Linked DNA regions of Mus musculus: regions 2, 3, 4 and 5 are each linked to region 1. A link is a loop called in an ENCODE intact Hi-C map of the cell type or tissue named here. Cell type or tissue: heart. All regions are shown on one strand. Links, peaks and the distances in the headings refer to the core of each region. The heading gives the core; the rest is flanking DNA.

The links. Hi-C counts contacts between places; a loop is a spot of excess contacts. Peaks named below come from ENCODE experiments on the same cell type or tissue, not always from the same donor. Only the 100,000 strongest peaks of a DNase experiment are listed, where the experiment ranks them.
Region 2: it touches region 1 in a loop (6-fold over the local background); 2 of 42 quality-filtered maps call a loop at or near these places.
Region 3: a loop joins it to region 1, with 3 times the contacts of the local background. A loop is called at or near these places in 6 of 42 quality-filtered maps.
Region 4: it touches region 1 in a loop (3-fold over the local background); 3 of 42 quality-filtered maps call a loop at or near these places.
Region 5: it touches region 1 in a loop (12-fold over the local background); 11 of 42 quality-filtered maps call a loop at or near these places.

The regions. Positions count from the first base shown.
Region 1 is chr6:4,083,681-4,090,284 of GRCm38, reverse strand. Bet1 (Bet1 golgi vesicular membrane trafficking protein) reads left to right here and starts at 3,355. Exons shown (of 4, transcript NM_009748.3): 1 at 3,355-3,508. The coding sequence starts at 3,490. In heart, for the core only: CTCF peaks have their summits at 3,248 and 3,476; a DNase peak (open chromatin) is centred at 3,274; H3K4me3 peaks cover 1,279 bases; H3K27ac peaks cover 1,016 bases.
Region 2 is chr6:3,964,048-3,970,651 of GRCm38, reverse strand. Tfpi2 (tissue factor pathway inhibitor 2) reads left to right here. Exons shown (of 6, transcript NM_001381907.1): 3 at 2,602-2,784; 4 at 5,113-5,295. Among named protein-coding and RNA genes, the nearest start is that of Tfpi2, 22 kb to the left of the region's middle. In heart, for the core only: no CTCF peak of the experiment used is centred there; DNase peaks (open chromatin) are centred at 2,211, 2,521 and 2,751; H3K4me3 peaks cover 1,084 bases; H3K27ac peaks cover 642 bases.
Region 3 is chr6:4,001,547-4,008,150 of GRCm38, reverse strand. It overlaps Gng11 (guanine nucleotide binding protein (G protein), gamma 11), which reads right to left and starts at 4,164. Exons shown (of 2, transcript NM_025331.2): 1 at 3,740-4,164; 2 at 1-116. The coding sequence starts at 3,835. In heart, for the core only: no CTCF peak of the experiment used is centred there; a DNase peak (open chromatin) is centred at 4,030; H3K4me3 peaks cover 2,267 bases; H3K27ac peaks cover 2,345 bases.
Region 4 is chr6:3,908,665-3,915,268 of GRCm38, reverse strand. No RefSeq gene overlaps it. Among named protein-coding and RNA genes, the nearest start is that of Tfpi2, 77 kb to the left of the region's middle. In heart, for the core only: a CTCF peak has its summit at 3,798 (motif pointing left); no DNase peak of the experiment used is centred there.
Region 5 is chr6:3,495,581-3,502,184 of GRCm38, reverse strand. It overlaps Vps50 (VPS50 EARP/GARPII complex subunit), which reads right to left and starts at 3,792. Exons shown (of 28, transcript NM_024260.5): 1 at 3,630-3,792. The coding sequence starts at 3,662. It also overlaps a transcript of Hepacam2 not described here. In heart, for the core only: CTCF peaks have their summits at 3,883 and 5,789 (motif pointing right); a DNase peak (open chromatin) is centred at 3,814; H3K4me3 peaks cover 1,532 bases; H3K27ac peaks cover 943 bases.

The DNA.
Region 1 (6,604 bases), core at 1,114-6,113:
ATAAATTTATAAGGGCATGCATTTCCAGGCAGGAGATATTTGTGCCCAGCAATGTGCTAGCAGACAAGTTAAGGTAACAAACCTGTCTGTGCGGTTTTTTTAAATCCATGGATTCAAAGGGACGCCAGGTAAGGGATGGTTGCAATCAATCCTGGAGCTAAGCCAGGTGGAACAAAAGGGAGCCAGGAGGGGCCAAAGCAAGGTCCTGGGCAAAAGTGATTTTAAAACAATGCACAACAGTTCTCTGCCATGCCTCTCTCTACAAAGTGAAGATTAGTGAAGACACTAGATCATTGCAAGGCTATCATTACTGTCCATTGGCTCCTATTTATACTCTCTCAGAAGATCACATGTCCTCTCGTGAGTCTTGCCTCTGGAAAACACCACATGAGTCTACATCACATGACACAATCAGAAACTTCTACTTAACAAAGGCAGTAGGAATCTGTTTCATGAAAATATTACTGAAATCACAATGTTTTAAAGCAATACCAGATGATCATTTTGAAATGCAGATGTCAACTATTGATGACTCTTGGAAGAGTTATTAAATAATTTTAATATTACTGACGATTCCAAAGCAACTAAAGCCAAGAATGCATTGAGGTGAATATTGATACAGAAGAAATAGACCTTTTCAGCTGCCTGTGTGATTGACAAGGTAATGAAGCTGGATCTTTTGGGTTCTAGTTACAGAATACTTCCATAAACTCAGACAAACTGAGATGACATTGCTTGGGTACACAGGTGACACAGCCATGCTCTATTCTGGAAATCAAGAGTTAAAAGATCACCATGTATGTATAACTGGAAAGATAGATATCCACTACAGAAAACTAGCAGCAGAGAATGGAGGTAGAAGATAGCACAGAGGGAGGGGAGGGAATTGCATTTTAAATGCATGTGTGCATTTTGTTGTCAGTATTTCCTCAAGTCCACATTTGCATATCAGTTTTATAAATAAAACTAGTGGGCATATTTCAACAACCTCTGAAGAACCTTCTTGAAAATATTTTTTGTCTCTTAAGTATAGAAAACTAATCTCCACCATTGTTTAAAAAGCCACAAGGTATGCTGATGCTTATTACGTGTCTGTCACCGTGTTCGATCCATGGATAGGAAAAGAAACAAGCTGTAGGCTTTAAGTTTCTCTTGGCATTTTGAATCTATCAGGATGATCACTCAACACATTTAATAACAAACACTATTAAAATGACTACGAATTTGAGCAAATTGATGGTGAGTGGTAGGAAATATGGCCTTCTAAAGCAAATACCATGAAAATGAAATCTAACTCTATTAATCTAAAATGGTGTTTTACAAATGTCAACAAATTTTAAAATTTAAAATCAATTTAAGTTACTAATTAAATACAATTATTAAGGTGCCAGAGTGTCCATTTTGAAATTTAGCTTCATCATGTGCCTCTAATGATTGCTGGAATTAAAAAGAACCAGGATTTAGTGATGCGCCTGAAGCAATGGAAGAGAGAAGCATGTCGGCAGAGTAGACAGCAGCAGTGCTACCCTCCAACATCCCACACATCCCTTGGGTCTCCTAAGGTCATGCATATCTTGAAGGCCATGTTTTACTACCTGGACTTATTTTATCACAAGAATTTCATTCATATATGTATCATTAACTATAGAAGCCACTTATTCTATATACAAACCTGCTTTGTTGGTAGTTTGGAAGGAATGTGCCTCATAAAATTCTGTCCTTTCTTTCCTTTCCCTTGAGATATCATAGCTACAAACTACCCAACTTCCTCTCCTCTCAACATCACTGTTATTTGAAATGGTCCACTTTACTCAGCCTTGATGCATATATATGTACATCAACCCACTTTATCCCTCTCTACCTATCTCTGTCTCTCTGTGTATAAATCTATACCAACCTCCTTATCCCTATCTACCTATATCTTTCTGTCACATCAATCTCATTCATATATTCCCATTTCTTTCCTCTTCTTCTATGAATTATGACCTTGAATAATCAAAAAATGTTTCCTAAGACAAATGCAAGTTTATGGTTATGCAGCCAATGTAGTGACCCTGTGCCCTTGCTCAAACCCCCACACTTGTTTGGTGTGCCTCATTGTTCTGAAACTCTTAATAATTTTTGTCTTTGATCTTGTATCATGCAAATGAAGTCTAATGGCATAATATAACATGCTCATGTGCAAATGATATATTTGTAATAAGTGTTTTTATTGTTCTTCATTAATATGCTCTGGATTCTGATAGCCCTCTGACTCATCAAATTTTGCAAGATATTAAAAGCTACAAGGTGAAGATGGCATGTTTATGCTCGAGTATGAACACTTATAGTTCCCATAGTCACATGTTGTACTTGAATAAGAACTTGTGATAAAATCATCAAGGATCTTTGTTATATCCCCATACTCATCTCACATTCTGTATTAGTTGAATTGAAAATTATCACATAGCAATAGAAGCAAAGAAGGCGGAACTTAGACTCTTTCTTTCAGCCATCAAACCACAGTAAGCTGAGGGCAGAGTGTTAGTGCAATGTGTTTCTATTATGAAGTATAATGTGTGTAGTGAGGTGGTTCAGCAGCTAAGGGTACTTGCTGCATATGTAGCAGAGGATGGCTACATGCTCCATGGAAACAAGTATGAGGTATTTGTGTGTACGTTTTAAAAGCTCTAAGTAGGGTGGAGTGTTTAAAAGCTAAATATCACAGTTCTTTCCAGACTTAGATCAAATGCGTTAGGAAGCTGAGACTCCCCACTTCCCTACCCGGAAGTTCTACTGCAAGGATACATACATACATACATACATACACACACACACACACACACACACACACACACACACACACACATATATATATATATATATATATGTGTATATATATATATATTTTTTTTTAACTATTCCACTGGGCAGGATCAGGAAGGAAGAGGATTGATTTTCCTTTCCTGCTAAGAGGCTCAGACAGTAAGATGAGACTCTGTTTGAACAAAGTTTGCACTGACTTTCTCACCTCTGACTTTGGGTGAGCGGGAGTGCAAGGGAAAATCATGAAAGAGTCAACCATCATCCCGGCTAGGGAGGGGTAACTCTCCCAGGTTAAAGTTGGCACTAACATCAAAAAGTGCCATACTAAAAGTTCTGGATTAAGTAATGACCCAGAATAACAGGACTAGAGCCCCAGCAGCTGTCGCTGCCCTTCCGGAAGCCCCGCCCATTCCAGGCATTGTTCCTACCACGCCCCTCTTACCCAGTGCCCCAGAAGACGGAAAACTACATTTCCCAGAATGCAACTAGTAATCGCATTTCAGGACGCCTATATGTGTCCGAGTGACGACATAAACCGGCGCGGTGTTTAGACTTTACTGATGTCGTGGCGCTCTGAGGCAAAAAGTTGTTGCTCTTAGGAGCCCTGGGACTGAAGCCGAGGTCGGGTGACCCTGGCCCTTTCCTACTCACTCCTCCTTGCCCGCCTTTCCCTCTCCTGGCAGGATGAGGCGTGCAGGCCTGGGTAAGAACAGTGCTGAGGTTCGAAGTTTGGGGACCCTAGGACCTGCTGAGTCGGGAGCAGGGTTGTGGGAGGAGACTACCGGCCCTCTGTCAATGACTTTGGTGTTCAAAAGCGAGTTATTTGGGTTCTTTGGAGAAGGTTCTCTTCCTGTGTCCTAGTTCCGAACGGTTTCCTGAAGTTGTATTTAGACAAAAGTTTAAACCTATATGCTAGGTTGCACAGAGCGGTGAATTGGTTAGCATAAGTTTTTCTTTTTCTATGTGCTAGTTTGGGGAGTAACCCAATTTCCCAAGCCTTGCTGTTTCCTTTGCTTTACTCATTCTGGATCTTAACTTTTTTTTTTTTTTTTTAAGAAATGACATTTGGGGAGTAGTAAGCTTTAAGCCCACTAATAATGATGCGTTAGTTTGATAACCGTGAGTTACAAAGGTGAATTTACGTGTCCTTATTGTTAAAGTGCCTGTTATGAAAGGTCTGGGTCAAAGGCGAGTTACTTGGAACACTTCTGACCTAGACCTTGTCCCACTGCTAAGGCAGTAGATGTTGGTTTTGATGACTTAAATGGGTCAGGGGAAGGAATAGCTTAGTAATAACTGAAGTTCTTTCTCTATTAGCCATGTCTTAAAGAAGGAAGGGCAGAATGCTTGAAAAAAATGTGTGAAATATTAAAAAGGATGTTGCTGTTCTGGCAGACATTGGAATAGTAAAAAAAAAAATAGTTTTTAAAAATTTGAGGTGTTAAAGCCAGTGAATGGACAAACACTTAAAGTTAGGTATGAAAACTAAAGCCTCTTTTGCAACTCATAATTCACGGCTTGTTATGGGTTTTGATTATGTAAGAAGGAACACAATATTCATGACAGTGCAGAGACATGGTAGTAGTTTCAATAAGGTTGGTTATAGGAATAGAATGTGTGGACTTTAAAACCACTGAAAAATAAGGGCCTTGAATGGTGTCAGTAATATAGATTGACAGGGTTGTCAATAAGTAGTTGCATGTGAAGAAGTTGTAAATTTAGTTTTATGAATCCTTTCAGTCATTGAAAGAAATTAGTTCATCTCAAATAACCTAAAGAACTATTTTCAAACATGATTAGTCATATATGCCTACATTTTTCCAACACTAATAACAGCAGACATTTATTGTGACGCACCATGTGCTTCCCAAAGCTTTCAGGGTTACTGTGGAGCAGAAGATAAATTGCTGCGGAAGCAGATGACAAAGTACGATCCAAGGTGGTAACTTCATCCCAGTACAGGTTAAGTTCATCGGATAGTAAATGCAGTGGGGGCTTAATAATCCATGGCTCACGGTGGGCTTCCTGGAGCCGGAGAACCTGAAGGATGCTGGTGACTGTGAGGGTTGGGAGAAGTAAGTCCCAGATGAGAAGATGGCCAAACAAGATTCAGGGTAGTTATGAATGATGTATACAAGAGGTTGTGGTGATGAAGTCACTCTGAGTGAAGCTAGGACCCTGAGGCACCCGAACGATCTGACTATTCAAGGACTTTACATTCATCAGTAGGCCACTGGCCTATTGGAATTTTGTTTGTGCTGTACTGTTTTTAATACGTGCAGGTCAGGGATTTGACAGTAGGTTTCTATCTCTGACTTGTATTGTATGTTACAATTACTCAGAAAGATGTTAAATTAGATTTTCAATTAAATTAGAATCAGCAGGCAAGAGTCCCCTCCTAAGTCTTTTTGAAGTGCAGTGAAGAAGAGGGGTAATTATTTGTTTAAGTATGCTTATCACTTAAATTGGTGTTGAATTATGAAGACCTAAAAGTATCATTGTGTGCTGACCTGAATTTGAAATTTGAAATAATAGTGAGTCTGATAAGCATTTGTATGTAAAACCTGCCACCTTACACAGGAGCTGTTAAATGAATTGGCCTGCTTCAAGGAAGTAGCACTTTTCAGATGGCATCAGCTGGAAATGACCTTCAAGACTCGCCTTTCTACAGTTCATCATAGTAGTAATTAATTCTCACTGAAAAATTGGATCTCAGTTGGAATAGCAATTGTAGTATTTTATTTTACCTTAGTTGGTTTTGTTTTGTTTTTCTGTTTGGGGGTGGAAGATGATGTGAAGAAAGATCAAATTTGCAACTGCATTAAAATTTCTGGATCAAAAAAAGGAACATTTTGCTTTAAAAGAACAAAGTAGAAGAACTCTGAAATTAAGTATAAGATAGGCTAGAGAGTCAAAACAAAAGAAATAAATCAAAATAGCCATTAATTTTGGACAAATTAGTTAATGAAGTTGTCCAGTGATTAACTATCCAATCCAGAATTACTTAGTCACATTAAACAAGTTGAAGATCTTAAATCTTGTTAAGAGTTTGCAGAGATTATTTTAAGTGTTGATTTTAGTTGGTGAGCTGCGAAAAACAACTATGCCCTGTCCTCCAGCTTTTAATCTGTTTGAAAATATGTGTGGAGAAAGAGAGAGACCATGCCAGCCAGCAAGTGTGCAACTGTCCCCTCTCTTTGAAATATTTAACATTTTGTTATGGCTTTTGTGGTAAACGGAGAAATATAGGCGTCTGGTACATAGAAAGTGCTCATTAGGTGCAAGAGGCCAGAGAAGCAAAAGACATTCTGCTGTTGACAAAATTGGTTTACAGTAAAGGAAAAATGTCCTTTTTAGTTCATTTATAAGTATTTACTTAAGTATTGTTGTAGGGTGTGTGTGTACCTGTATGTTTATGGAGATCTAGGATGATAAATGAACACATTTAGTTTTTGCTTTTATACTTCAGTGTAGAGGTCAGTTTTGATGTTATATAGTCAGAGCTATAAAAATTCAAGAGTTTTGCTACTTCAATAAAATTAAATTGTGCTGTGCTTTGAAAGAGTTTCTTATTCACACGTAACCATTCTTCAGCTACTAGACTTACTGCTACCCACTCTCTCGGTTGTCACTATGATTGTTCTTACTATCATTGCTACTGCATTTGCTGTTTGAGCCTACGGTATCCTCTAGCTTTAAGGGTATCCCTTTCTTCTATCTTCCTAGGTTATTAGAGAATCTGCTTCCAGCCATGGACAATCTTGTCCCTTTAATACATACTACACACTTTTGTCACTTC
Region 2 (6,604 bases), core at 819-5,818, 120 kb after region 1:
AAAGGCTCATTATTTATGCCAGAAGCAGCAGGCTAAAACATGTCCACTAGTTCAAAATAGGGCCATGAAATAACAATCTTCAGCATTGAGGTAAAACTCCCATTCGGTACCTGTCTTTGAAATCTATCTTAGTTCGATTTGGAGATATATGTCATTGCATTCCAGAAGGGGATACGTAAATATGTAAATTTGGAACTACCTTTTCTTCTGAACATGACCTGGTGAAATATCTCGAAAATTCCCCTTCTCTGATACTGCATGGAAAGGACTAGGAGGACCCAATCCCGTTCTCCCTAGAATGTGGGAGGAAGTTGATTGTCTTCTAGAATCTGCTGGCTATCTCAGTGATTTCTACGCTAAGCTGGCTCTGGCTCATGGATAATGTTCACCTCTGCCCAACTTTTCATTAGATGAAGCTTAAGGCCTGGCTGGAAACTGGCCACCTTCAAAGTATGGCACCTGTAAATCAGGGAGACAACTGCCTCTCGCGCATTCTTTCTCCTCATCTCCCCCACCCAGTTGGTGGTTAAGCTTTCAGGGCTCTGACTGTCCTTTATCGTTGCTATCTAGTAATGCTAGCCGCACTTTTAGACCAGGCTAGTCTCCAAAGTCATCTGACTCTACCCTTTGACCTGAAAACAGGGCACGTTGTTATGCACAAACCTACCCAGAGTACTGGACTACTGGGAACCAGTCTGCTGTACTCTTCAGAATCTTCCAGAAGCTTGAAAGAGATCTTCTTTAAATTCCTAGTATTTTCAGGAAAAATCAGGGATAGTTACTCATTAAAAGAATGTCAGATAAACAAGAGGAAATAAGAAAGAAGTAAAGACATGTTTATCAAGAGAGTCCTTTAAAGTTCCCCTCGATTTTCCCTAAAATTCTTATGTAAAATTTAAATGTTGATTTTGATGCCATGTAAACAAAAGGTTGGCCATAATCTAATCTATATCAGGAGAGTACTGGACTTTATTAGCTGTGCTGACTAGGATATGTGGGAAGGGGCTGACCATTTGCCAGGCAGATCTCTCTGGACTTTTATGTTCCATTTGCAAAGATCATCATTGCTCTCAGGATGGAAAACCATCCCAGATAACCATGTGGCAGCTTCTTATACTCCCTTATGCAGGAATCATAAAAGTTACATTCCACACCTTCATTCATACGTATAAGCTAGAGACTCTGTGGTATTTGTATGTTGGATTTCAAATTTGAACTACTGACAACACAACATAGGCATATTACCAAAAAAGTAGTTGAGAAAAATCACAAATCCTCAGGCAGTCAGCATGACATGGGCTTCTAGTATCAGCATTTAGGAGGTGGTAGAGTAAGGGGCAGCAGTCGTTTGTTAATGTTTATCCTTCGCTACACAGCCAATTGGAAGTCAGCCTGGCCTACATTAGATCTTGTTCCAAAAAGCAATATCAACAAATAAATAATTAGTAAATAAATAAAACTAAATTTAAAAAAACTAACAAAAATATAAACCTAAAGAGTACTTCATTTAGAATCTCATGCATATGAAATTTAAGAATGGCCAAAGCTTCTGTATGGGCACAGAAATCAGCTGCCCTGCCTTAGTACAGGCTTGTATCTCAAAGGAAACCTTTGCAATGATGGAAACTCTAGTTCTTCAACAACCAGGAGGAGGTGAAGGCAGGAGGATAAAATTTCAAGGTCATCCTTGACTACATAACAAATTCAAAGCCAGCCTAGAATCCACGGGACTGTCTCAAAAGAAAAAAGGAAAATCAGAAAAGAAAGGAAAAAACTGTGCTGCGATTCTTGATTATGGTGTTGACTTTTTATAGGGAGATTCCATCAGCATTACCCTAAAAATTCTACTGAGCGGAATCCGTTTGGAATAGATTTCTGATCTCAGAGTCCATTGGGATGATCAAGAGTCCATAAGAACAGTGGATCTGTCGTTTCCCTCTCTCTCTCCAACTCCTGCTCTGGGATTCAGGTTTCTTTTAGGTGAAGGTGCAAATTGGCAACTGGTGCGTTGAGCAATCCTCCACCGTAATTTCCCTCTGGCTAGCCCACTTCCCATCATCACTGACACACATGCACTCCACAGGCATCACCCCTTGGCTGCAAGCAAAACGTTGGGAATCAGGCTCAACTTCTCAATTCCCAGGAAATTCCTCTTGGAACACACTGAACGCGGGGGCGGGATGAGCTCTGCCTAAGGCGTGAATCAGCCACGTTATGCGCTCCGCCCCGTCGGGGGTCCAGGGGTGGCTTAAAGGCTGCTCTTCTAGCAGGCGACTAGCACTCTCCTCCCTCCAGGCGTCCAGAGAACCACAGCACCACCCAACACTATGGACCCTGCTATGCCCCTGCAACTGTGGAATTTGCCGCTGCTCCTGGTGGGCTCCGTTCTTGGTCTCACTTCAGTGTCTGCCCAAGGTATCTGCCCAGGATCCCCCTTGCCGCATCCGCTTCCTTGTCTTTAGGTCCCTGCCGCCACCGAGGGGAAGTCGTGCCCTAGTTGGTTCAGAAACTTCTGTGGTGAACTCGAGTCAGATCTTCCAGTCCCTGCTAGGCACCAAATCTGACCGCCTCCCTCGTTTCGTTCCTTCTGACCTCTTACAGGGAATAATTTAGAGATCTGCCTCTTGCCCTTGGACGCAGGACCTTGTCAGGCCCTCATCCCCAAGTTCTACTATGACAGAGACCAGCAAAAGTGCCGCAGATTCAACTATGGAGGCTGCTTGGGCAATGCCAACAATTTCCACAGTCGGGACCTCTGCCAACAGACTTGCGGAAGTATCGAGAGTAAGTGTTTGGGGGTGACAGAACATAACCGGCCTCGGCACAAAAGGGGCGGGCCAGAGTTTATGCCCACCTCCCACATGATTGCTTTGAAGCTTCTCCAAAAGAACTCCCAATCTACAACCACTAACAGAGTTTATCTCACTACCAGATTCCATTGCACCTCTGTCTGGGAAAGATACAATGAGCCCTTCTCAAGTCACAATAAATGCAAGGGGAAAACAGGAGTGCTCTTCCGCATCAGACAGGACATTAGTTGCAGAAATACGTCTTTGAGACCACTGTTGCCTCTTGTCGATTACCCGTCCATAGAGAATATTTTTTTATTGGTTCTTATTTTTTGAAGTGTGATTTAGCTCACTATCTGACTTTACTTTTGTTAACTTACACTTGGGTTAGTGTAGAGGTATAGACAGCCAGGCTTCACAAGAGTCTGTTTTCTTTTACTTTGTCATTTTATACATGGATGGTCAATTAAGGATGGTGTGGGGCTTTGGTCACCAAGGAACTCAGCCAGGAAGAAATATGTATTGGTGGGAATAACAGGGTCTTCTACGGAACTTGAAACCTGTATCACAATCAAGTCAAACCTGCTCACTCTGTCTATCAAAAGCTTACCTTCAGATGAGCGGGCGAACTTTTGGAGTTCACTATTCCAGTATGAAATAAGGTTATCGTCCCCCAGTAGTTTCAGAAATGATGGTAATGTTTTGAAAGTACTACTAAGAAGGCTGCTTTGGCTTTTATTAGCATCTTATTAGTTTCTTGGATTAGCATACAAAATGCCGGGCTTTATTAGGCTCATTCCTACATGCACACATACATACATACATACATACATACATACATACATTCATACATACATACCACTATTTGTTCTTGCCTTCCCTCTGAACCTTCCTCATCCTCTGTCCCATTTTGCTGGCCCTTATCCCCAAGTAGTCACATCTCCAGTTCTCATGGCACATGTGCTCTGTACACTCTTTGCCCCTCTTCCCACATCTATTTCCTCCCAAGCTTCACTCGTCCACCTGCCATCATACATACTTCCATCATACATACTCTTCAAGTTAGAGTGTTTACGGGAGGATATGTGTGCTGTTTGTCTTTCTGAGTGTTGCATGTTTTGCATTTCCATAGAAACATTGTGACTTCATCCTTACCTTCATCTGAAAAATATTCCATCGTAATTCAGCCACATTTATTTTAAAATCCATCTGTTACTAGACAACTAGGGTGTCTCTGTTCTTCAGCTCTTCAGTACGGGGAGAAAGAAGCATATGCAGATGTTTCTGTGATGTGTACACTCAGGACGCTTTATCTACACCTTTGACTTTGATAGAATTGGGTCATATGATAGTACTATTCACTTTTGGAAGACCTCCCCTGATGACTACCATAGTTGCTATGCCCACTGACATTCTTTTTTTTTTTTTTTTTTTTTTTTTTTTTTTTTTTTTTTGCATAGTGGAGCATATGTCCTTATTTTTTTTTCTTTTTTTAATTAGGCATTTTCTTCATTTACATTTCCAATGCTATCCCAAAAGTCCCCCATACCCTCCCCCCTCCGTTCCCCCACCCACCCACTCCCACTTCTTGGCCCTGACGTTCCCCTGTACTGAGGCATATAAAGTTTGCACGACCCCAATCACAAAAAACTCACATGATATGTACTCACTGATAAGTGGATATTAGCCCAGAAACTTAGAATACCCAAGATATAAGATACAATTTGCTAAACACAGAAACTCAAGAAGAATGAAGACCAAAGTGTGGACCCTTTGCCCCTTCTTAGAATTGGGAACAAAACACCCATGGAAGGAGTTACAGAGACAAAGTTTGGAGCTGAGATGAAAGGGTGGACCATCTAGAGACTGCCATACCAAGGGATCCATCCCATAATCAGCTTCCAAACGCTGACACCATTGCATACACTAGCAAGATTTTGCTGAAAGGACCCTGATATAGCTGTCTCTTGTGAGACTATGCCAGGGCCTGGCAAACACAGAAGTGGATGCTCACAGTCAGCTATTGGATGGATCACAGGGTCCCCAATGGAGGACCTAGATAGAGAAAGTATCCAAGGAGCTAAAGGGATCTGCAATCCTATAGGTGGAACAACAATATGAACTAACCAGTACCCCCCGGAGCTCGTGACTCTAGCTGCATATGTATCAGATGGCCTAGTCAAAGAGAGGCCCATTGACATTCTTATTGAAAGTGAACAAGGTTTATTCTTCTTGCCCCAACTCCTCACTGACTTATTGCTCTTTTTCATAAAACTGAAAGATTACTTTGAATAACGTGTTTTATTGCTTTCCTGTCCCCCAGAAGTTCCTCCAGTTTGTCGATCAGAGCTAAAAACATATCCATGTGATAAGCCCAATATACGGTTTTTCTTCAACCTGAATACCATGACATGTGAGCCCCTTAGGCCTGGTCTGTGTAGCAGGACTATAAATGTATTCTCTGAGGAAGCTACATGTAAGGGCTTGTGTGAACCACGGAAACATAGTAAGTACTTTAATTGTGGCACTTCTATTTCAAGTCTTCCTTTAAAATTTTTATATGAAGATCAATAATTTGATTTGAAATTAATATTGTTTGTATGCTGGTGATTATACAATTATGTGTGTACCTGTGTGACTGCATGTCTGTCTGTCTGTCTGTCTGTCTGTCTGTCTGTCTCTCTCTCTCTCTCTCGTGTGTGTGTGTGTTGACTTTAACAGCTTCTGCCCTGTAGGAAGCATTATGTCCTTATTATGTGCTTCCATGTGTGGGTACAAGCTGAAGGTTAATGATGTGCAAAGCTCTCAAGTTTGGACTGTGACAAGGCTATTAGCAAAAAGTTGCTACGTTTTCTCTTGTTCCTGGAGAACATCAATTGAGCATCTCTAATTAGAAACTCTGTAATGTAAAAACTGGAGATCAGAAATTTTCTAGCACTGGCCTTGTTTCCAAAATGAAGGTTTTCACACTTGACCTCAGCTGATGGATAACAGTAAAAGAGCAGGTGCACTAATATTATTGAGTTACATTATCTTCAAATCCTGCATAGAGGGGGGATACGAAGCACTATGAAATTCTTATTTAGAACTGAATCCTAGCACCCCATCTGCAAGATATTTCATTGCACATATGCAGATGTTCCAGAATTTGGAAAACCCTGAAATGTGAAAAGCTGTGGCTCCCAAGTATTGTTTCTGTTTTTTTTTTCTTTTTTTTTTCTTTTTTTCTTTTTTTTTTTGGTAATTATATCACAAAAAGTATTCTGTTCTTGTAGCAGAGACACACAGATTTAAAATAATTAAATCAGGACCTCCTCTTTGGCCAAGAGTTTGGTAGAGCTGTGTTGCTGTACTGTGTTGAGTACTGAATAATCAAGTACTGAATGCATGTAAATGTTTCAGGTGATGGCACTCGCCCAAGAATGTCAAAGTATGCCATGTACTGAAACTTAAGCCCATTTTAGGATGTCTAGTTGGAGGCTTAATGACTCTTTACATTGAAAAGTATGTAAATACACAGGTTTAGAAGGCATTATTTTAGCTTATAAAATTGAGAAGGATGGGTATGGGAGGTGTTGACTAGAGAGCAGAATGATATAAACATAGAACATAGGACACACACGCATGCACACACACATGCACACACACACACACACACACACACATATAAGTTTAAATTCTGAATTTTATAAAAAATAGAACAATCAAAATAGAGCTGGTAAGCTTCCCGTCCCAGTGACTCGAGATAGACCTGTTTTGAATGGTTCAGTATTTTGGATTCAGCATGAGTTGTCTGTGGGATTTTTGCCAGCTAG
Region 3 (6,604 bases), core at 1,081-6,080, 82 kb after region 1:
ACACAGCTGCCCTTTTCTTTGAAGGGATTCTTGTCTTCTGGGATTCCCTTTACCAGAGGATCCTCTCCAGAACGTTCTTCAATGTAGTTCTTTATTTCCTCAGAACATTTAGATACCTATAGTATAGGGAGAGGGGATCAAAAGAAATAAATTATGACAAGGAAATTGAACTTTGCCACTGGTTTTTGTAAGGTTCATATAGTTTAATAAACCATCATATTTCTAAAAAAATATTTTCCTACTCTAAGATTATTATTCTATTTATATGTCATATAATCTTTGAGAAAAATATTGTTCAAGAAACAAATAATTGAAAGTCATTGTATTAATAGTTCACCCATGATCTTCTATTCATACTTGTCCCATGATTTCCTTACTCTCTAAGACGCGAATATAACAGAGCTACCACGTTCAAAATCTCTGGATACCAGGCAGCTATAAGGCAGTTCCCAGGTGTTAAGGGTGTGCCACACCCCATGTCTCATGCAAGGGGGCATGCCGTACTCCAGAATTCCATGGAGTCACAGCTAGAGTCATAGAAGCAGCAGGGAAAGGCTGACAGGGATGTTAGAATTTCCTATCCAACTCACTCTGAGTCTTGCCTCAAAACCCCTCTGATGAGTAAACAAATATTATATTAAAAGCTTCCCTAGAGGCTTAGCAGGGTAAACTGAGACTCTGGAATTTAGGGAATCTGCTTAAACTTTTCTTCTCATGGGACAGGATTGAATTGTCTCTCTAAGAATTCTATCCTTAAGAGACAAGTTGCAGGTTTATTTTTTTTTTAAAGAGAGACTAAATTGGAAATGAAGAGTGAGACTGAGTGTCTTCAGAACAGTCTGTTTTGCAAGTGGTAAGTTTAAAGTAAAAGTTAGAGACTGATGAAAAGTAGCCTTTGAGTGACTCTCTCTAAATGTGCTTACATATGCATCTCCAAAATGCACCAGTAATAAGCACGTGTAGATAGCACAGTGTTAACGCATTTTGCATAATTATGAAAAATAAACTACTAATTAAAAAGTGGCATTCAAAAATAAACAGAAATAGGAATCTTATCGTTTCATTATTTCCTCCCCATACCCTAAAGTACTGTTTGCACGGCCGCGTGTGGGACCCACTGATCCAAAATGGAAAACTAGGTCAAACAGTTACAGGAATTAAAATATGATAATAAATACTATCTTTCCAAAAATCTAACTACTGCTAGCATTTCTAGTGTGTATGTTCTAAGGGAGTTCTCAGTGCTAATAAGGGAGTGTTTAAATCCGGAGTCTGTGGTCCCAGACGGATCGGATCCCGGTACGGTATGATCCGATCCGGGTCCCCACTCTTCCTGCAGAGGCTCTTTCATTGGGGTTCTGAAAAGATCCCTAATCTCCAAAAGTGGGTAATTGCTCCTTCTGTGATTGAGAGGATACACCTGACGAATAATTAATTATCTGCAGGCAGATATAACCTGCGTCTTTGTCTGCTTGGCCTGAGTTAACACAGAGTTCAGGTGTTAACGAAGGATGGACAGGCTGACCGGAAGGGTGCAGGGAAAAAGACTACTGAAGTACCTGCCTTATGCTCTGTGGCTTTAAGTGAGGAACTGGTTATCGCTTCTGGGACTGAGGGGGTTTTTCTTCTTTCAAGTGAGGGATTGAGTGAAAACCAAGCACCACAGTGCTTACCCAGCATCATTATAATCGTCTATATGTCATAGCTACAATAAAAAGTTTGGGAATGGAAAGGAGATCCACCATCCACTTTGTGTCCTGGAAGAATCACTCTAAATCTTTCTCTTGTCCTAGCAAACACCAAGAATGTTCTAGGAAACCTGTGCTGTAGGGTGTACCCCAGGGCTGTGGTGGCTGACCTGGAAACTGTAAATAAGGATGTTTGACTTGTACATCGGCACACCCAGGATGCTGCCTGATGTCGACTTTGCAACTTGTCCTTTCCTATACCCTGTAAATTCTACACAATGATGCTAAATACTCTGACTTTCCAGCTTTGCAAAGGCTAAGTATTATTTCAGCACACACCATACACCATGCTGTTTAATGTGCAATCCCTCTGGCTGAGACTGGCCAAACTCTGGGGTTTGTCATCAGTCAAAACAGCCCCCTCCAAGAAATAATGTTATCCCTTAGTTCTCTCAGCTGTCTTATTCCTCTAATCACATGATTTCTTAAAGTTACAGGAAAAATAGAATATCCCACTGCAAAATCGAGGAAGAGTGTGAATTTGTATGAAGCAACGGGCTAAATCAGAGTGGAAATTTCATAAAAATGTAAAACTCAAAAACTTCCAGCACCTCCCAAAAACAATTCAGGAGTATTAAGCTTTATCATGAATGTGTTTGGAGCCTGTTTATATAATTTGCTTCATTTCTATTTCTTCATTCTTTCAAATAATTGAAACAGAAGGCTAATGTCAAAGAGCCTGAGGTGTGGCTCAGGTGTGACCACATACACAGTGCCCAGAGTTTGAGCCCTAGTAATCCCAAACTCTTAAAAATAACATCACTCCATAGGGAAAGGCTGGAAGAAGCTGAGGAGGACTGCAACCCCATATGAAGCCCAGCAGTCTCAACTAGTGGGGATCCCTGAGATTTCAGACACTGAGCCACCAGCCAGGCAGCATACAGTAGCTGGTATGAGCCCCCCATCCCTGCCCCACTCATATACAGCAGAGAACTGCTTGATCTGGCCTCAGTGAGAGAAGATGTGCCTAACCTGCAAGAGACTTGAGACCCCAGGGAGTGGGGAGGTTTCGTTGGGGAGGGAAGGTGGGAGAGATAGGGGGATAGGATGGGATGTGGAACTCTGTGGGAGGGCGGACCAACTGGGAGAGGGAAATGACTGGGCTGTAAAAAAGTACAAGTCATAATAATATCAGTCCAAATTTTTCTTGCTCTGGGGAAAAAATTACTTTTCTTCAAATTGAACAAGCTATCCAAAAGTTTTTTTTTTTTCTAAACGACTGGTTGCTTGACAGAGTGGGAAAAGAAGATTAATGTAATCAAGGCGCTTACTATCAACAAAGAATTGAAGTAAAAATTCCAAGTTTTCCATGGAGTTTCAGTGAACACTCCTGGGTATTTTTTCATTGACTGGCCAGGGTGGCCTGGAACTCCTAACCCTCCTGCCTCCACCTCCTAAGTGATTGAAAATTACAGGCATGCACCACCACACCCTGCATTTATTTATTTATTTATTTATTTATTTATTTATTTATTTATTTTACTTTGCAGCCATATCCCATACAGTATAAATGTAATTATGTGTCTATAAGTCAATACAGTAAAGTCTATTAATCATTTAACACACTTCCAAGACAAAATGGAAATTGCATACAATTTGCAAATAACAGAAACTCAGGCAGTGCTCTCAAGTCCCAATGGAGTCAGGATCTTTGCAAAATTAAAGCTAAAATTGTTGGGAGATTTTCAATGTGGTTTTAGAAACATTCTATCATACACCGTCCTTTCCAGAATGGAAGCCAGCTGCCCTTTAAGGGATTGGTTGTCTCCCCTGTTTGGGACTCTGTCTTGATAACATTTGGCTTTAGATTCCTTATTAGTTCCTGGCTCTTCTCACCTTTTGCGATTCCCCCACATCATCTAGAAGGTGGAGCCCCCTTAAAGAGAAGCTCCCAGAAAAAGACACCCACCCCTACCCCTCATCGTTTAATCCAGTAATCCTGACCTTGGCGCATTTCTGAGAGTGAATTCTGAAATAGCCAGCCACCTTACCTGTTGTCTCTGCAACTTGACTTCTTTGCGAAGTTGCTCAACCTCCATCTTCAGTTTTTCCTTTTCCGGCAGATCCTCGATGTGAAGGGCAGGCATCTTTGCCCCAGAACTGGGCCCAGAAGTCACTTGTGCAAGGGAGCCACTGGAAGCGCCTAGAACTGGGACGCTTCCCCAAATACCCGCGGGCCCAGGCTACCGCCCCCCGCGCGCAGGACGTGACTGGCTCGGGAACCGCAGCTCCCAGCTCCCCGGGGGCTCGGCTTCCTGCCCAAGCCTGCTCCCGATGGCCTTTCCCAGACTCCAACCAACTTCAGGGCGGCTTCTCCAGGCCGCAGCAGCCCTGTAGCCAGGCAGTCTGCCTAAATATGGGACATCCTCCTGGCTGCTCTGGGCAGGCTGCAGACCCTGCAGGAACAGGACCAGGTCGCAGCTCTGGGCTGGACTGCCACAGGACTCTTGCCACGCCCGGGGGAGCTGCTGGGCTGGAGACAGAAGTTTTACTTTTGTTCTCTCTCTCTCTCTCTCTCTCTCTCTCTCTCTCTCTCTCTCTCTCTCTCTCTCTCTCTCTCTCTCTCTGTGTGTGTGTGTGTGTGTGTGTGTGTGTGTGTGTCCAACTTAACATCCGGGTTTTGTTTAAAGCCAGGAAAGGAACACTACTCAGCAGGAAATAACTAAGGATCCTTAGATCCTTCACCTCTCCAAGTTTTAAAAATACACAGCATATAACTTTTCCATACACGTAGTGGGGAAAGTGGATATTGGGGAGGAAAAGAAGAGCAATATGGAACCTAGCTAGGTCTCAGAAGTATACAGCAGAATTGTGTTGACACATTCCACGTGGTTTCCTAAAAGCTCAAAAGGCCTTTCACAAAAATATGTTTGGAGGACAGAAGTGGTTTGAGATGCGGGGTGTTTCCTGTCATTAAATGACCATCTGGCTTCTCAATAATAGAGCTTTCACTTTTGGGGAAGGAAGACGTAACTCTGGGAGAATAGAGGACACCCAGAGAAGCCTAACAGAGGCTCAAAATCCCCTCCAGAGTTTCTTCCATCCCCGCAAGTTTTGGGAATACTCCTCTACACGAAGGGGCAGTTTTCTTGCTTTTTAACGTTTTGAATTCCTGGCAGACTTCCTTTCCTGGATGTAAGCAGCAAAATCACTTAGAAGCAGAAGAATCCCTACATTATGAGAACATGGTTCACAGAGAGCAGCCTTGGATAGCCAGGAGAGTCTACCGGGACATACTTAAGCAGGCAATGCCAACCTTTACTGGCTCCGTTGGTCATACTGCTCAAGGACAAGTAAAATATAACGTTTACGTAGGAAACCTGCCCTTGCAGTACTCGACTCCCTGTTCTTCCCAGAGACAACCTCCCAACTCATAGTTAAATGTGGATGAAGAGTGGAGCCATTAACTGAATATTTCAGGGTACCTGACCTTAGATACCCATCATTGTTTAGTAAGCACAAGCTTTGTTTGTGCAGTTTCTCACCAGGCTCTGCTGACTGTCCTCACTGAATATATTAAGATGAAAAGAACAATGGGCTATTTAATGAGTGCTGTTTGGTAGTCCTTCCAACTCTTCCTGAGCCATCATAGCTAAAATTCACTTATGTTTTGTTTTCCCATTTTAAAATTATGAAGTGAAGGAAGAGAGTGAGCTGCTGGGGTGTGTGGTGTCTCTAAGACCTAAATATGCTCAATCGTTTTTGGTTTTGTTTTTGTTTTTTAACAAAGGAAATGTTTAAACGTTGGACTTTTTGTATTTGAAATACCAGAATTTGTCAGGTTGAGAGTTGGACTGTCTGGTGAAGTTTGGCTTCTTAGTGAACTGTCAAGACAAACTCACATCTGTCTGAAGAACCCAGTTGTTGTTTTAAATTCCCTATGTCTTAATGTCAAAAGGTTGGCTAAAAATAGCTTATGTAAGCCAGTGAAAGGAACTTAGATGAATGTGGGCTAAAGTAAACAGGTCCTATACCAAAATTAAATAAGTTGGCAAAGAAAATTAAGGTACCTATATCTGTCTTAAATGATAGACTATTTTGGCTAGTAAATTTCTTCTTTGTTAATCAGCTAGTTGCATGCAAGGATATATATTTATAAATCCATATTGGTTCATGAGCATGTTCCTCAGCCTATGAGACTTAAAGTTTAAGTATTAATTTATATTTTTGCTTTCATTCTCAGAAAATTCACAGCATATCTTGTTTGAATAAAGTAAACTAAAATGTGGAAATGTTTTATTGTTATTTGGTTTTAGGTGGTAAAATGATGCAGTAACTTTAAAAAGTGGAGGGGTCTGTAGGCATTCAACTTTAAGACCCAAAGAAGAGTCACAGTAAGGAATTTCCCAAGTATCCTTGTGGAGATGCTCCATTGCCAGTATTCTAAAGTAGGAGTTCCGTTTGTTTTAGTTCTTTAGCTCCTGTCCCTGCTGTTGTTCCGAGGACTCTGTGTTTCATACATGCTAAGCAAGAACTGAATCACCTATACAGCACCCAGAGTAAAAAAAAATTTTAAAAGTATATATTTAAAAAAAAAATAATAGTTTGTACTGGCGGATTCAACTGTGTTACAACTTTATACTGTGCATTATTCCATGAGAAAGTTATTTACAGGGTAGCATGACTAAGATATTAAGTCATACCATAAGGAAACTGCAGGTGTAGACAGAATAAACTTTTGTTAAGCATCTGGCCAAAATCTATAGTAATCTGTTTAATAAATGAAAAAGAGTACGGAGATGATGTGACTGGTAAAAGTGCCTGCCACTCAAAACCTGAGAACTTCAATTCAGATCCTTAATAAACACGTAGAACAGTGGAACTTGTTAATAATCTACAGCGATAGGTTGCAGGTT
Region 4 (6,604 bases), core at 710-5,709, 170 kb after region 1:
TGCGGGTTGAGGAGGCAGCCTGAGTACACAAGTAAAACAGCTTGCTTTAATTAGTTGTTTGCTTTAGTTAATTAGGCAAGATGACCTTGGGCCGGTGGTCTTTCTCCTCCCATTTTAAGGATTAACACTGTATTTTAATTACTAAAATTCTTAGTTGAAACTTTCACATACAAATTCATTTTTATTTAATAATATGAAAAGATTATATGGTAATTTAATCTCCTTATTAATGTTCATGTTTCATTTCCCTACAATCTTTAATATCCCAGTGAATTTTCTGATTTTCTCAAATAATGAAAAAAATGAGCATTCCAGCTGTACCAAAGATTGGGAAAGTGTAACCAAACAAGGCTGATTTTTATGAATACAACATTTTCAGAATGTAGTCATTCAATTCATTATCAATAGCTGCTTTCATACTACAAAGACAGGAACAGAGACAGATTTAAATAATTACTAATGACAGTGTATTACCCACAAATCCTAAAACATGGTATGACCTATTATAGAAAACATGTTTAGAACAAAAAAGTTATTATTTGTATGATATATGTTTTCCCATCTCTCTATAATTTCATTGATGTTACTCTTTAGTTTCTCTTCTTTTTGGGACATTCTTTTTTTTTTATTAGATATTTTCTTCATTCACATATCAAACGCAAGTATGGCTGCTGGACTGTGTTTTCTTCTTAGTGACCTAGTACTTGTAAAAAGGCAGAACACTGAGTCCCTGTAGATACAGCCAATGAATCTCTAGGCTCCATTAGTACTGTGCATATGTCTCCGTGTGTATGGTCATCCAATGAAGCATGGGCAATCTACCAATGGCCATTTTAGCCTAAGAAAAGTGATTCTTTCTCCCTCAGCAGTCATCAACTGTCAGTAGTTCCTCCACTAGGCTGGGGCAAGAGGAATCGTCCTTCTTTGCTGGGCTGTTTTCCTTAATAATTTTTACTTAATTGAAATATAATTATAGTATGTCTCCTCTTCCTTTACGTCCTTCCAAACCCTCCCATATCTTCTCTGTGCAAGTCCAACCTCTCCCTCCACACCAGTTTCAACTCTCTCTCAAATATATGCCCTGTGTGTGTGTGGTGTGTGTGTGTGTGTGTGTTTGTGTGTGTGTGTGTGTGTGTAATGTAACAGCATGTGACATTTATTTTTGGGACCTAAGTGACTTCACTATATATCCTTTTCCAGTGTCATTCATTTACCTGCAAATTCCGTGATTTCATTCCTCCTAACAGTTGAGTAATATTCCACTGTGTGCATATACCAGATTTTCATTACCCATTCATCAATAAACTGGTGTATTAATTCCATTCACTGGATATTGTCAATGGATCATCAATAAACATAGATGTGCAATTATCTCTGTAGGAAGCACTGGACACATGCTCAGGAGTGGTATAGCAGACTCTATGACAATTCTACTTTTAGTTTTTAAAACTAGCTTTGCTCTATGACTCAGATTCTGATATACTGTTTAGACTTTTGTTGGATCATGGAATTTTTACATTATCTCCTCAAATTTTCAGTGACCTGCTATTTATTTATATTTATTTATTTATTTATTTATTTATTTATTTATTTATTTATTATCTATTGTTTAGTCTCCAAACTTTGTTTTCTGATCAAGTTCAAGAGTTATTAGAAGTTACAGAACGTTTCCTCAGTTTGCTTCAACACCGATTATTCTTTCTTTTACTTTGCCTTTATTATTAGTGAGGACTTCCTCATGTTTGTTGTTGTTGTTGTTGTTGGTTTGGTTTTTCATCTCTAGTATCTCTACTGGAAAGAGAAGAAAAGAAAAATGGGAGAAAAAAATGAAAGAACATTAACACCCTGGCTCAATTTTCAGGCATACTGCTGACTTTCTTATCTGTTTCCCAACTGACTTCCATAGTCTTTCAGTCCCAGAACCATGTTTATCTTTATATTTCATTCCTAGCTGTTTTCTAAGCACACTGCAAATGTGGAAAAAGTAAAAGTATGCCCTTGAGCATTTCAAAGCTTTTAATAAAAAATGTTTTATAAATGTTACTAATTTGATTGCATATCCTGACAACAGAAATAGAGACAAAACCCATTGGTATGAAATCTTTGAGTCAGATGCTGTTCTTCTCTTCATGAGAGATACAAGTAGTGCATAAAATTCGACAGTTTTATTTATTAGGATTTAAAGACATGATTGACAGGTATTTTTGGCTTTCTAGGTGCATATCACAGATTGTGATAAGTTGCAGTCCTACTATTGTTAAAATAAAAATACTTTCTAATATTTCTAGATAAAACTCATAGGTTATTAAAATGTGTTAATGTTTAAATATTTTCCGATTATTCAAGTTATATATTGCTATTAATATATAATTTAATCACATTTTTCAGAGAATATAATTTAATACGTACATTTACTAGCAAATTAAGAAAAAACACATTCTTTTAGAATGAATAAACTGCTATTTCTAGTGTAAATTCTTTTCATGGAGATTTGTTTGTTTCTTTTTTTGTTTAATCTGGTATAGTTTCCTTTTATACTTAAAAAATACTCTCATGTCTGTGAAGGGTTACTAGATAAAACCTCTTTTTGTCATATTTTATCTAGGAAAGTCTAATCCATATTGGTTACTGAGGTTTGGAAATTTAGGGTCAGTTTTATTTCTTTTTCAGCACTTTAAGGATATTGATCCACTGTTTTCTAGCTCTAATTATGTTTATGAGAAATATATAGTCATTCAAATAAATTTCTCTACAGAATGTTTTCTTCTTTATTTCTGTTTAGCAAATTGTTTGCCATGTCTTTAGGAATGGTCATATCTATATCTCTATTCCTACTTACTGCTTTGTATTTTTATATTTGTAAATTTATGCCTTTCATCAAACTCAAAGATTTTCCACCATTATATCTTCAATTATTTTTGTTCTATTATCTCAGCTCTACAAGGACTAACTGCATTTTTCTACAAATGTCCCTGATAACTTTTAGATACTTCTCCCCCCTCTACCTTTTCTTTTATTAATTTCTTTGAATTGTACTCAATTCCATCATTTTATTATTTTCATTTTAAAAATATTTTTCTTATAACTATTTAGAGCACAAAAATGTGCATATTATATTTATAAAATGCCTCTTTCTGCTTCTTATACTTTCTACTTTTGGTAAAATATTTTACATTCTCAGTCATAAAGTTCTCATAAAAATCCTTTTGAGCATATTACAATAGGTTTTTAGTCCTTAAAAAATATTGCAAAATCTATGTTGCCTTTGACTTAATGCATCAATCATAACCTGAAATATAATTCCCTATATGTCAAATCAGCTCGAATTGTACCTCATACATGGGGAATGTTACTACATATATACTAAATTCTGTTACAGTTCTCTGAAGATTGTTGGCATTTCTTCTAGGCTGGCTCAAACTCCACAGCCAACAACTTAAGAGTAGAGAGTTTTAAGTCTTAAACCAGGTCTTAGAGTCCTAAAGACACGGAGGTGCTTCTTATCCAACTATGAACAATTCATGGGAAGAGTGAGGTTTCAGAAGAGTTCATTCTTAGAATATGAGTTTGTGACTTGTGTTTTCTCCTCCACTGTTTCCCATGTTCTTCAAAGACCCTTTAACTGCATTCTGAGAATTGTTCTTTCTTAATCCACTCATGACATTGTCTGTGGGATGAACTGTACGAATGACAACAGATGATTCTAAGCGGAGGAGGCTTGTAAAGAGTTGTAGCGTTTACAACATTGCCTCCTAATATTTACTAAATGTTTACTTCACTGGCTCCCTCTTCTGTTTCTACAACAAAGTACAAGACCTCTAGTGAGCGTTGTGCTTTCCTCTCTTTTCTTCCTCTCATAAGGCATCTTTGAGGATACTTTTTTTCTTGGAACCTTTCTGTCCATAGTTGCATTTTCACCTCTTGTCAGCGTGCCTCCAAAGAAGGCCTCTCTTTCCAAGGTGTTCTCTTCCCAGAAGCACATTTCCCAAGAATGGTGTGCCTGGAGTACATACTTCCCATACTTAACGGACCAATCATTGTCTGGAAGCCAAGTTGTCTGATTGACCTTGGACTGTCTTCTTTGTTTCCTCTTCATTGGGATCATCTCTGGAATGGAACCCTGCTGCACTCTGTTCTATTGCTAACTTTGTCCCTGATCCTTTTCTGCTTATTACTTGCCCTAACCTCTATTTTAATTTAACTTCTAGGTGTGATTTGAAAGATTTCAGATATTTATTTAAGTAGGTAAACTGATGGTGAGAACAGGAAATAAAAACTAGCCAGACAGTCTTAAGGCAGAGAATCCCAAGAACAAATGGCTTTTCCTTGGTTCAAAACTAGAGATGTTCCACATTCGTAATTGCATCCTTGCCAAAGGTCACAGGTACTGAGAAGGAACATAGCTCAAATGTCTTCAGTTCTCAGACCAGAGTGGAGGTCCACTTTCTCCTTATTTCTCCTTTTACAGATACTTCCTATTCACCCTAGGAATGTCTTCCAAGGGTACTCAACTCCATTGCACATATGCACACACATACACATAAAAATTAAAACTCTTTAAAAAACAAAATAAAATAATTATAAGAAAAACATAACTCTCTTTGATCCCCAAATTTCATGGGCATGAACTCATAGACCATAAACATTGTGGGAGTTTTGTGTCAACATCTAGCACACTAACTCTTGAGTTTTCTCACACCAGAGGTATGAAAGAAAATCTCTGCCACACTCAAAATCACTGCAGTTTTCTTCAGCAATAGATTTGCATTATACCCGAATTCAAAGTAAAACATAATATAATGTAGGTACAGTCTACAAATAATATTTAAAAAACCCCTTTGGCTTTATTTGGAAAGATATACAGAAGTATATGAAATGGACGTGTGGGATTTAAATGATTTTTTTATGGATTGAACTCCAAGTATACTATCTTTATGACTGTTGAAATGTACTTTGTGCACATCTGCATGCATGTGTGTGCACACACACACACCTTTATAAACTGAGGGCTATACAGTATTTTACTTATTAGAAGTTTTTAATATTAGATTAAATATCCTAGGTAAATTCTATACCATGTATTGCATTTCACTTGAATTATATGTGGTTGTTGGTGTATTCAAGTGTCTTCATCCTGAATGGATTTGAAAACTGATTTGACAGAAAAACACATAAAGTAGTTGATTGTAGATTTCTTGAGATAGAATTCCAAAGAAATTCCAACTTGACAATGCTTAAATCTACAATAACCAATATTGTTTTAGAATTCCTCAGACATAATCTTGCAAATAGTTCCCAGCTTTGACAGTTTAATTGCATTCAAACCAGAGCAAGATGCTACCACAACGCTTTATTCAGGGGATCTGGTCCCTAAAGTGTCTTTATACAGTCACCTAGATGTCAAAGCCTTTCACAGTCCCTAAAAGATAGCTGAATTATAAGTTTTGTGATAAAAGATGATAATGTGGAAGAAAAGAAATAAAAATTTAGATAGCATAGAAATGTAGTTGGGGGGGGGGAGAGAAATGTAGTTGAAGAAAATATCCCCAAAAGAAGCTAAAACACACATTTTAGTGAAGCTGACCAATAATAAAATTTTCATGACAGAGGCATTGCTGCTAAGAGAAAATAATTCCTGTTTTATTTATGTATTTATGACTTTCAAACTGAATCCAAGTAACTGAAAATATACACACTTATATACACTGTATTTGTATTACTGTTGCCTAAATACTTGTAAGGAAAGTTATTACACAGTAGTTTTAATATGAGTGGCTACTGGATCCAGTGGATAACTATAAAGGGTTCTAGACCACTATGTTCCAGAACAAGGGACTGGAAACAGATACACGGACATTAGCATAAGCAAGGGCAGATTATTAGAAAAAGTTACACTTCTGAGGGAGGAAGCACTGGAGCATAGAAAAGGTTTGGGACTTCACTGTAGAAGATGTTGGGTTCTAATGTCAGCAGAGGTTGGTGTTGATTGTTTGAAAGCTGTTTTCCCTCCTAGGTTAATCTTGCAGCCATTGCACCAGGCCTTCTGAAGTGCCCATGACACTGCCCCTAAGTATCCCTCGGGCTTCCACACCAGATTATTTTGTTGCAGAGTTATTGTAGCTGACCCTGAGATGACGGCTATGACATGGCCTAAGACATAATAGGCCAGTTCTGGAGAAAGGCGTCCAATCATCACATATGGGTGTTGAAAGAAAAGTTAAAAGGCATTTTTAAAATCATGAAATTGAGCCAAGTACTCCCTGGTCTTTTGTTCTGATTTTCTATACTTTTATATGATCTTTAATTAATTCGATTTTGAAATGGAATCTCTGGCATGGAGCTTCATCATCTGACTGCCTCTGCCTCAAAAGTACACGAATGGCTGCTACACACAGACGAGACTGTTAGCCTTAATATTAGCTCATGTTCACTTTACAGATGTTGCGAGTGTAGCAGAAAAGATTTGAATCATTTATTAGATGACACAATGGCCATATTTTTGAGGTCACCAAATGTAAAACAATTCTGAGTATTATGAAGTAAAGAATTATTGACCACCCAAGGCAATAATAGGATTATTGGACTTATTTTCTGGTATACTCAG
Region 5 (6,604 bases), core at 1,053-6,052, 590 kb after region 1:
TTGTGAGCCTAGTAGCCTAAATGGCTGAGCCATTTCTCCAGTCCAAATCAATCAACAATAAAGATACTTCGAGTACAGCTATAATGAACCTTTTGCTCCTTTTATGAAATTAGTAATTTTGTCCTATTAGGACAAAATGACCTTTGCAGCTATTTGTCCCTTCTCATCTTAGAAAGACTTGAGTCTTTATAATTTCTCTTCATCTCTCTCCCCAACATAGTTGACTTGAGCCCAACCTAGCCAGAATTTCTTCCCCACCACTTCATAAGAAGTGTTGTTGTCTGGGCTGGAGAGAGGGCTCAACAGTTAAGAGCACTCGAGGACCTGGGTTTAACTCCCAGTACCCAAGTGCAGCTCTTACTGTCTGTGACTACAGTTCCAGGGGATCATGTCAGAGAAGTGAATGCAGGGAAAACATACAAATAAAAATTAAATAAATTTATATAATATAAACTACAAAAACAAGAAAAATTTTAAGGAGAGGGAGAAAGAGAAAGGGAAAAGAGGAAGGGATGGAAGGAGAGAGATAGGAAGGGAGAGTGGGCTGTTCCCAGGTCCCCATGGCTCCTGGGCTGCTCAGTCCCAAAGCTGACTCTCACTCAAGTCCTACCTGACGGATCTACAGCATATTTTAAATCCTTGCTTTTCTTATGCTTTCTTCTTTATCCGTATTCATTCAGTAAGTATTTATTAAGCATCAGGCTGCTACAGACTTCATACGTCACTGACAGATCCTTCATAGTCTGCTCTGCAAAATCCATCTCTTAATATTAAATGGAAAGAGCAGTTTGGACTTTTCATATATCTACTGCCATTCCACTTCACTTCAGCCAATGCTGTCTGCCAGTCTATCTGTGTTTGGCTGCAATAGACTTGTAATTCCTGAAGGTTTATCTATGCCTCAGATTCCTGCCCATAAACTCGGACCCATTTGTCAAAGTCTCTACTTAAATATCTAAGCAGCCTTCATATAAAACCGTCTAAAACCCTCTTCCCTGAAATCACTGCTCCTCCAGGGTTCTCCATATCACAAAGTGATAAATCTATTCTTCTAACTACAGGAGCTAAACCAAATTGGGCCACCCTTGACTCTTTACACAACACAGGAGGGAATTTACATCAGGTCCACAATGGCGCAGCCTCCGTGCATGTCCACCACTAGCATCCTGGTGAAGGCCCATTCTCTCTACCACCGGGATCACTGCAGCAGTCTCTGGAGTCTCTATTCTTTTTTTCTCCCTTCTTAAGTATATTACTAAAACGGGCCAAAATGGCCACTCAGAACAAAAGTCAAGGCATGCTCTGACCTGTAAAGTTCAGTGTCACCTGCTTCCTGCCTACGTCCTAACATCATCTCCTAAGGCCATTTCCTTTATTCCCTGTAGTCTGCCTACAGTGGACCGTAATAGTTCCTGAATTTGTTCTTCTGCTGTTATCCACTAATCCAGTTCACCCACTCACTTCTCTCAGGCCTTTGTATTATTTTTGCACTGAAGCTTTCTAGGACCAGCCCATATCTACAGATATAATTGAACTTAAATTACCAAGCCTTCCAGGCCTCCTTATTTCCTTCTCCTCAAACATTTCCCTGAAACATTTCCCTCACCAAGTCTTCCTTAGCACTCACTGTCTATTCTATTCATTGTTGCCTCTCCCAAATCTGCTGGAATAGTGCCTGGCCCACAACACTCAATTCAGTTTGACAAAACTGAATGAACAGAAGCCAGCATAGTGAGGAACGATGAGTCACAGGTCTCATCTACATAAGGCCAGCTAACTAAGGGCACCCATCCCTGTGAACGTTCTGCAAAGAACAATCAAAATGGTGAGCAATCGAGCCACAGAGACAGAGAGACAGAGAGAGAGAGAGAGAGAGAGAGAGAGAGAACCCAAATAAAATTAAATTTTCATAAATCAGAATTTCATCTCTTTAATATACATCAACAGCACAATAATAATATATGTATAAATTGAGCTTTAAACATATATAATTAGGGCCACACATTTGCATAAACCTGTTAACTTTACATTACTATTATTTATACAGTAGTTTCTTGTATACGTTCTAAAGATTTTTTTTCTCCAACTAACTACAGATATAACCTACTATAATTCAGTAAACTGTGTGAGGCTTAAGAATTCACACTTTCTGCAGAGTCAGCATTACATTTACAAACATTATGGATATATTATCACCAGTTCTCTGGAATTCTTTGGAATTTAAGGAGAGCACCAACCTTAGGAAGAAAAAACCCAAATGCAGCAGCCCAAGGTATTTATAAGCTGTATGGCAGACAATGGACTATGCTGCTTAACAGGCAAGACCAAGGAGACAGAACGCAAAACCAGAATGTAGTCATCCAAATCTGAGGGGCTCCTGAGTGTCTGCTCCCTCTCCTCTCACCTCAGGATGGAGCAGCCTCCAAACCTATTCTCAAGTAAGAAGCAGCAAGACGCACAGCGCCAGTGTCCAACAACGTGAAAGGCTGCTAAGTGCCTCTGCCCCCTGCTTGTTTGTTTTATTATTCATAGAAAATTTTTTCCTAGTTTCTCGACTCAAATCAAGAAAAAGAAAAGCATTATGCAAGGATCACGTACGTACTGTCTATAAGAAATTACAAGTGTCTGTCCCACTACTGCTGACACTTTGAATCCTCAAGCAGGACAAGAAGTCTTCTGTTCTCTTGTTAAGAAAAAGAAATTATAAGTGAAGCTTTAAAGAAAGGACTCTACCAACATTTCTAAGCCACAATGATTTTAAAACTCATCTAAATTGCACTTCTTTCTTATTAAAACAAAGAAAAATTCTAATTATGTTTCAGTAGCTAAAAATGCTACAGTCAAAACAAAGGTTTCTGAAATAAAATGATCAATAAATACCTAAAAAAAACATACATTTCTTCAACTCCTCGAAGGAAGTTGAGACACAGTATTAGGAAGCTCTAACATATGTGAGACAAGATATAGTACCAGTCTTATTCCTGAATTATCATTCTGAAAAAAAAAATTCTTTGTCAGAATTTTATTTTTTAAGTAGCAATACACAAAGAATGCTGACATATACTAGCTTACTGGTGACTTACAATGCGATACTTTGAGATGGGAGGGGGATAGAAAAGGAATTGTCATTCCCATGTTTAAATCCAAAAACACAGCTACAAGTTTGGAGAGTTACTGCCAATCCACAACACTACCAATGTTGGCTACAAACAGCCCTTTGCCTTCACCCTTGCTCTTTCGAGTTTTCTCTACTGCACAGACCCCACCTCACTTTCCAGGGCACCTACTGGCAAACGACCACCAGTGAGGACGAGGGGGACGCTGCAAAGCAGCTAAGGCTGTCCTGGAAAGGAAACTAAAGCAAAGGAGAAGGTACAAAGACAGCCCAGCTCCCTGATTGGCTTTGTCTAAACGAAATGTTTGTAGGAAGACACTTCTTTCAAGGAGTCGAGGTCGGATCTAGGAGGCTCAGTTGAGATTTCCAGTGTACTACTTAGCTGCCCAACACCCCTGAGCCCCGCCACCCACTATAACTTAAGCCTACGCCCGCCGCCACCAAGGAACTGGGCGTCTCGGCGCCTCTCACAGCCGGGAGCGGGAAGCTCTTTAGTTCAGAAAACAGAACTCACCTGCCGGGTCATGAGAGATTTGATTTTTTGCATGTCGAAGTCGAGAGACAATTACCCTGCCTCGGAGAAGTAACAAATCACATAATCCCACCAGACAGCCGGCTACAACACAGGGAAGCCATAGTGAGTCGTCACGTGGAGCTGCCCGCCTGGGTCAGCCTTCCTTTCCCCGAGCATGACGGGAAATGTAGTTTTCCGGCTGCAATCAAAGGAGGAGGCCAACTTCAGTACTACATTTCCCAAGAAGCAGTCGCTTCAATGAACTGGGACTCCTTCTGTTCCAGAGCCACTACCTGGACTTGGAAGAGCGTTGGGCGAGGCGAATACCTATGACTTAGGTAGTCTGGCCACTGAACTAAACAACTCTGAAGCGTCTGTAGATAGTCCACTTTGACAAGATGCCCTCTAGGAGTGCAAGAGAAAGCACACCTGGGCTAGAGAGGCGAGGAAAGAGACTGATTGACCTCCATAAAGAGCACTTGGAAAGGTGACTTAAGACAAGGAATTTCCCAGTGGCTCTGGGTGTGCCCTGAGGAAAGTGGGAGGCAGGACCCCTAAGATACTGATGGCCAGCCGTAGGTTCTTCTTCATTCTTGGCATTTCCTGAAAACGCTCTAGAAAAATCAAAGGATTTCGTCTACCCCACCTATCATTTTTCTACCTGCTTTAGCAAAGGCAAGTCGAGGCAGATGTCAGTAAGTATGAGGGCACTTGTCACTTTAAAGCCCTGATCTTGTTATTAGTAGTATAAAGGAGAAAGTAACGGGGTAACTTTGCTGTGGGGGGCAGCAAACCCAGAGCTAATAACAATAGGTAACAATGAAAACTTACGAATTGGGAGAAATTTTGTTAATGGCTTCATGTGTATGACCTTATGCATTTATCTACATGAGCATCTTTTCCTTGTTTTGTTTTGTTTTTGTACTACAATTTTTCATACAATATGTTCTGATCAGGTCTCCCCTCCCCCAACTCATCCTAGATCTGCCCCTACCGCCACACTTGCTTCCACGCACCTTCTTTCTTTCTCCCTCTAGAAAACAAAACATGCAAACAAACAAACAAAAAGATTGAAAAGGAAAGAAAGAAAAACACAAGAAACACACCCGCAAGCTCGTATGCATGAACATCTTCTGGAGTTACCATCATCTTCATGTTAAAAAATGGTGAAACAGGCATGGAGAAGTTAAGATACTTACCTAAGATTGTTAGACGTATAAACTGATGACTTAAATGCTTAAAGGTTCCCGGTATTATGCTGAGGAGTGACTCCTAAATCAGGACACCAGTGCCTTTTAACTACATTAGTTTAACGTATTATAAAAACTAATAACTAATGTTTTTATTATAAAAGCAAAGCATAAACTTGACTGTATGGAGGGTTGGACACTAGCTCAGAAATCGCCTATGCAGTTGCCTCCTCTAGTGGCTGGCTTTTCCTGCAGATGCACTTCTCTTTGGGAGCAATGTAATTACAAAGTTAGTTCACCTTAGATACAACCATTCATGTAATCTTGAGGATTTCCCCCAATTGATTCTCCTAGTGTAAATAATTCTACAGATATGAAGGGGTCTGTATTAAAGATTACAGCTGCTTGAAATGCTTGTAGTAGATGCTTGCTCACTGTGTACAACAAAACCAGCCCAATAATGTAAATGAACAGTAAACCATGTGTGATTGGCAAGACCAGAAAGCAGTCCTGCCCTCATCACCCACACACTTTCAGTGACTCCTTATATTAATGTAATCGTTATGCACAGAAATGGTTTTAGTGCATTCATTTTAATGCAAATATAACTAAGGTGAGTAAACAGTCGAGGATATGGGACCTTTTTTTTTTTATTACAGAAGCAGATGGTAGATTATCAACTGTGCTATGAAATACTGTGTTAAGACAACCCAACCCCACCTCCCAACCCCAGAGGAGATCTCATTATATAGCTCAGGCTGGCTTCAAGCTCAGAGATCTCCCTGCCACTGCCTCCAAGTGATGCCATATTTCTGGGAGAATTTTCCTTTTCTTAGAAAACTCTTTGGAACTATTTTAGGAATTCTGTCATTTTGGGAGCTCTTGAAGTTAAATTTGCCTGTATGATTTCAATGTTCAACTCCTGATTCACCAGTACTGTCACAAACAGTTATATTTACCAGCAAACCACTAGAGGGCGCATGGTTAATGTGAACAGTTCTTGTACAAACCACACATATAATGCAAAAATTTGAATGTATATAATAACAGGGAAAAGAGCACAAAAATGGATCGTTCTTGTATCTAAGTCCTTATTAAAATACCTACTATTTCTTTCTGTCACAAAAGTTGGCATTTTAATATAAAATGTGGAAAATACTGGAATATTCGTAAGTCCTTTAAATGCTATATATTTGATACTAGGGGCACCCCTCCATACTGTCTTCGTTTCCCACATCTTACCAAGGATCCTGGAACTCTCATAATAAGCCATTTTTAGTTTAAGGACAATATGAAGAATGATCTTATTTGATCAATATGAAGAATGATCTAAATGGAGTGAAGGAGCTTGTGGGGTATCTATTTAAATCCTATGGGTTTTTTTTTTTCCAATTGGATGTTGTGCAGTCTGTTATGAAAATTTGTGTGAAATTCTTAAGGAATGGCTAAGGAGCAGACAACATAGACTAAAGAGCACAGGGGTTTATTTCTGGGGAAACATGTTAAGAAAAATGAGAATTATGCTTGGATGTCAATGACTAAGATTGTTCGCTGTAGTCAAGGATCTGAGAAGGAAAGTATATATCTAAGTAAATACATTGAAGTGAATATGTATGTGTGCAGAATTTAGAGGGTGTGGAGAAACTTGTAGTCATTGCCTGGGCTTGAGGATGCCCTTGACATATTTCTGAGGTGTGAAGCATTATAAAGCAACTGAACTGTATAAAGAACTCAGGTTTCCCAACAGTAGTGTCTTTGCCTTTAGACACATCTTCAACAAGTTGG